Linked DNA regions of Homo sapiens: region 1 is linked to region 2. A link is a contact called in ENCODE POLR2A ChIA-PET data. All regions are on one chromosome and are shown on one strand. Each heading gives the region's core, a stretch centred on a gene start or an enhancer-like site at or near the end of the contact. The rest is flanking DNA. Distances are from core to core; before and after follow the strand shown.

The links. ChIA-PET counts read pairs that join two places held with the same protein, here RNA polymerase II (POLR2A).
Region 1: POLR2A ChIA-PET joins it to region 2 with 12 read pairs in PC-9. The contact joins the enhancer-like site here to the promoter of DGKZ in region 2. POLR2A ChIA-PET finds 5 or more read pairs at or near these places in 5 of 52 experiments (AG04449, GM12878, PC-9 and 2 more).

The regions. Positions count from the first base shown.
Region 1 is chr11:46,647,934-46,650,633 of GRCh38, forward strand. ATG13 (autophagy related 13) reads left to right here. Exons shown (of 19, transcript NM_001346311.2): 6 at 1,204-1,250; 7 at 2,244-2,384. Among named protein-coding and RNA genes, the nearest start is that of ATG13, 32 kb to the left of the region's middle. Within about 2 kb of position 1,383, at least 14 of the 41 ENCODE cell types and tissues checked have a DNase peak (open chromatin) inside an H3K27ac peak, as active enhancers do.
Region 2 is chr11:46,346,133-46,348,832 of GRCh38, forward strand. It overlaps DGKZ (diacylglycerol kinase zeta), which reads left to right and starts at 1,331. Exons shown (of 31, transcript NM_001199267.2): 1 at 1,331-1,688. The coding sequence starts at 1,528. RefSeq lists enhancers at 64-133, 204-253, 2,157-2,700 and silencers at 1,038-1,517, 1,618-1,667, 1,630-1,843, 2,480-2,639.

The sequences.
Region 1 (2,700 bases), core at 133-2,632, 300 kb after region 2:
TTTTTGCTTGCCTTATTTCACATTAGGATTGATGCAGATACTGTTTCAATGTATTTTCACTGATAGATTATAAGGCTGTATGGTATAATGAAAGGTAAATAGAATTTGGAGCTACACAGAGCCAAGTTCAATCCCAGCTGAGTGACTTTAGCCAAATTACTTAACCCCACCCCCCCCAGCACTTTTTTTTCCTGCTCTGTTGCCCAGGCTGGAGTGCAGTGGCACGATCTTGGCTCACTGCAACCTTCCCCTCCTGGGTTCAAGCGATTCTCTTGTCTCAGCTTCCTGAGTAGCTGGGACTACAGGCACCCGCTACCACGCCCAGCTAATTTTTGTATTTTTAGTACAACTCCCAAAGTGCTGGGATTACAGGCGTGAGCCACCATGCCTGGCCCAGCAATTGTAATTCTGAAAATTTTCCCAAAGAAATTAATTGAGTTTGTGGGAGAAGTTTTAGTCTCAAGGTTGTTTATCACAATTTTTGCAGTAATGAAAATTAGAAACAACCTTTATGTTCACACTAAGATGAAGATACCCCCAAAAAAGAATAAAGAAACAACCTTGGCCGGGCGCAGTGGCTTACGCCTGTAATCCCAGCACTTTGGGAGGCCAAGGCAGGCAGATCACCAGGTCAGGAGATCCAGATCATCCTGGCTAACATGTGAAACCCCGTCTCTACTAAAAATACAAAAAATTAGCTGGCTGTGATGGCAGGCGCCTGTAGTCCCAGCTATTTAGGAGGCTGAGACAGGAGAATGGCGTGAACCCGGGAGGCGGAGCTTGCAGTGAGCCCAGATTGCACCACTGCACTCCAGCCTGGGCGACAGAGTGAGACTCTGTCTTTAAAAAAAAAAAAAAAAAAAAAAGAGAGAGAGAGAAACAACCTTTATGTCCAAGAATTGGAGGACTGGTTGGATAAAATGATAGTCATATGGTGGGATACTGTGGAACCATTTTAAATGATTTAGAATTTTTAATTATAAGGAAAATTCCATGACGTATTTATTAAGAAAAAACAAGTCATCAAAATAGCATATAGACTGTGATTGCCCTTTTATTTAGAGAAGAGGCTTGTTCGATTATAAGTTGATATCTATTCTTTTTTTTTTGCTTATCTATACCTTTTAATATTTTTATAGTGACTGTAATGCTTTGAAATTAAAAATTTTTTAAACAAATATTTTAAATTTGTCCTTTCTACAGGGAGATTCCATGGAGCTGGAAATATGGTGTCTTGAAATGAATGAAAAGTAAGTGCTGCGTCTTAGGGTCCTTGGTTGTGGTTGCTGAGGATAAAGTAGATGACATCATGTGAAAAGCAGGGCTTTGTTTTCAGAGTCAGGGAGGGCATTCTGACCACTTAACAAAGCCAATAGGTCTTTGCTACAATTTGCTTCATCCTTGGCTTCCAGCCTGGACACAGAGATGACCTTCAGAGGGAACATCAGTCCAGAGAGACTCAGATACTACAGGGAAAGGAGCAGCAGAAAAAGCTGAAAAGGCTTTGTTGTTTTCCCAGAGTACAGCTAGTTCTCTGATTAAATCCCTTGCGAGCTCTTGTAATATGACTACTCTGTTTTGTCTGTTTTCTGTGTGGCAGCCATCCAATAAGATTTCCCCTCCCTGCTCCTTTTTACAGACTGTATGGGTCATGGATTGGAAATGCATGTTATTTCCTTTCCCCATTTTCTTCTTTCAAGGCAGATTAGCTTATCTCTTGCCTGAAGCTTCAGTTTTCAACAAGAGTATATAGGAAAATTGAGGAAACATCAACACATCAAAAGAAAAATCTTAGTGATAAGTATATGTGGTGGACATTAATTTTCTTTATTGAATAAATGCAATTGCCAGGTTATGACCCAAAATTTTAGAGCCAAGCTGACTTTTCTGCAGACTTCTGTTAGATTATCGAGATAGACAGCTCATAGGATAGTACATGTTTGCACCTTCAGTGTATATAATTGCAGTATTTATTTATTTATATGTTTTCAGATGTGCTGCTTTATTTCTAAAAAAAAAATAACCACTTTGAAGCTAGAAAAAATATATTGGGTGCCTTTTGGTGCTCATTTGCCTGTGTCTAGTACATGAGAAAGTAAAACATTGGCTTACCTCAGTAATCTGTTGATAAAGGTGTAATTAGAGTTCTCTGGTTAGTCAGAACATGTCTTAATAATAAATTTGGTCTTGTGTAGCTCCAGCGCTAAATAGAAGAATGCTGACCATATCTTTGTGCCTGGCAGGTGTGATAAAGAAATCAAAGTTTCCTACACGGTGTACAACAGACTGTCATTGCTGCTGAAGTCCCTTCTTGCTATAACTAGGGTGACACCAGCCTATAGGCTCTCCAGGAAACAAGGGCATGAATATGTCATATTATACAGGTAAACAGCATAGATGGTCATCTTGATTCACTCATCAACCCCCTCACTTTGTACATTGTCTGGCATTTAGATGTTCTGTGATGATGTTTTGGACAGTTGGTTGGTTTGTTGGATTATTGATGCTGTCGCTTTCATGTGATCACTATCCAGCCTGCCTTATGAACCTCACCCTTCCAAAGCCACCAGGTTTATTATCCTTTTCTATATGCACAATCGTGATTCCTGTGGAATGGATGTTGAGGTCCTAGTGATAAACATCTTAGAGCTAGGGAAGGAAGTCAAGAGTTTTATTTATTTATTTATTTAGAGACGGAGT
Region 2 (2,700 bases), core at 81-2,580:
GGCCTCGGGGTGCTGGTTCTTCCTCAAAATCACAGGCTTGTCCGCAGGTCACAGCCCTAAGCATTGGCTATTTGCGGCTGACTAAGGCTGGAAAACGGGCTGCCAGAACCCAAGAGGGGAGGATGAAAGCGAAGGTGACACAGGATGTGGCTTGGCAGAGAGGCGTGCACACAGAAGTAGTGGGCAGCTGGTGTGGGCAGCAGGGTGGTAGGGTTTGGGGAGGTGGAAGACCATGCTTCCCAGCTCCTGGCCTCCCTTCGTCAGCCCTGCGGGGGCCATCAGAAACAGCCCCGGTGTGTGTGATGGCTGTGCCCCTACAGGTGACTGCTTGGGTTCCAATTGCTCTCATTTCTGGAGGGGGACGGCCTCGGCTGCATTGTGGGGTGTCTTTGTGTGTGCATGTGAGGTATATTTCTGGATGGGAGTGTGTGCATATGCACACACATACATATGTGTGAGGGATGTGGCAACCGGTAACCATTGTCCTGGGAGTATTTGTATGTAGGAGAAAGGTGTGTGTTCTGTGTGGGCATGTGTGCTTGTGAATGGGAGTGTGGTACCTGTTGTCCTTCTGTGTATTTGTGAGTGTGTAAGGGCTGTGCAGGTGATTCCCGTAGCATATGAGATCTATAGGTTCTGTTGAATACTATGTCAGGAAAATGCGATGTGTTGGGCCTGGGTGAGAAGGTTGGAAACCATTGTGAATAGCTGTGGAAGGATGACTTTGTAGGAGAAACTTGTGAGTTCTTTGTTGGTGTGTGTGCGAGTCATTAAGTGACTTTGGTCACTGAGTGCGAGAGGCTGGGGTGGGAAGTGTTCGTTTAAGTAATGAGTGGGCATAATTGTGTAAGGGATGTGTTTGTTCTGCGTGCATGGGGAGCACTGTGTGACTTTTGTTCCCCTGGGTGCGATTTGGGGGAGCCAAGGAGGTATGGGTGGAGATTGTGAGTGGCTATGAGTAGGGTGTGCGAGAGCGGAGGGGAGGTGGTGACAGCAGCCCTCGCGAGTGTACACTTGTGAGCGTGCAGTTGTTTGGTAGCGGAGGGATCGGGGGAGGAAAGATGCGCGTCTGGATGCGCGCAGTGCGAGTGTGCCAGGCCGGGAGATTCAGTCCCATCCAGGCGGGCCGGGCCGGGCTGGGGGCAGGGCTTTCTGCTGCCCCGCCCATTCGTCGCCCCGCCCCTCGGACCGCCCCAGCGGGCTGCAGCGCAGCGGGCGTCCGGCAGAGGGCGCTGCGGGCCCGGTGCCACCGTGCGGCCGAGGGGGCGTGCTCGGCGGCGGGCAGGCAGCGGCCCGGCCAGCTATGCGGGGTCCTGCGGCCGCGGCTGGCGGCACTTCCTGGAGCGGCGGCGGCAGCGGCTTCCCGGGCACCTGGGCGTGGGGAGCGGGGGCGCGCGGCGCGGGGCGGGCGGAGCGAGCGCGCGCCATGGAGGTGGCGGGCGGCGCGGAGCGGGCGTGCTGAGCCCCGGCCGCCGGCCCGGCATGGGCGTCTCCCGCGGGCCCTCCGCCGGCCGGGGCTAGGGCCGGATGGAGCCGCGGGACGGTAGCCCCGAGGCCCGGAGCAGCGACTCCGAGTCGGCTTCCGCCTCGTCCAGCGGCTCCGAGCGCGACGCCGGTCCCGAGCCGGACAAGGCGCCGCGGCGACTCAACAAGCGGCGCTTCCCGGGGCTGCGGCTCTTCGGGCACAGGTGAGCGGGGCGGCGGCGGGGCAGGCACCGAGGCACCGGCAGGTTACCGCTCCCTCACCGGGGGACATTCCTCGGCCACTGGGGGTCCGGGCCACTTCGGTACTGACACTGAGTCGGGGAGAGGCTGGCACCGGCGGCACGAGCCGTCTTGGCGTGGGCACCCACTGGGAGTCATCCCCCAGGGCCGGGACACGGGCGGGATCGGTCGGCTTGGCACTGTCACCGGGTGGGGGTCATTCCCTGGCACCGGCAGTCTAGTGCGCCTCATGTGTAGTACCGTGGGAGGATCGGCTCCCAACCCTCCAGCAGGAAGATGGAATCACCCCAGCCCCCGGCACAAGCAGGTTGGGCCCCCAGGACTGGTCACCCACGCCTTCTTGGCACTGATAGAACAGGGCCTCTCTGAGCCTCCTGGCACCACTGAGGTGGGGATCACACCGCCCTTTGGACTTTCGTGGGACCAGGTTGCCTACCATCACTGCGTGGCATCTGCAGAACGTAGCCCCGTTGATACCGTCACCACACATGGCTTGTCCCCAAGCTCTGGTCACTGGTTTAATTGTTTAACATGTTAAGCTTCTCCTTGGGGTTGGGGGTGCCTGATCATCTGCCCTACCTTGCTCTTAATTAGCAGAGAGACCCCAGCCCATCCCTCTGCTAGGCAGGCAGCATGTCTCCCTCTACCCTCTTCCAGCCCATGCTGGGAAAGGGATGGGGTGGGCTGGAGTCTGGAATCTGCTGGCTGTTCAAGCTTCATCTTGCCCCCTCCCCCAGCACTCCAAATGTCACCATCTTGTGCCTGTGACAGAGCTTTGACCAGGACTCTAGCGGGGAACCGGGGGGAGAGTGTGGAAAGACTGAGTGCAGGCAGTTCATGGCAAGTGTGCTGCTCTTGGTCGTGAGCCGCTGCCTGCCCTGGTAGCCGTGGTGTAAGGTAAGGGACGTGAGGCCCCAGGAGTACCTGACCTGGCTCCCTGCGCTTCTTCCTGACCGAGCCTTGCCCTTCCCTGGT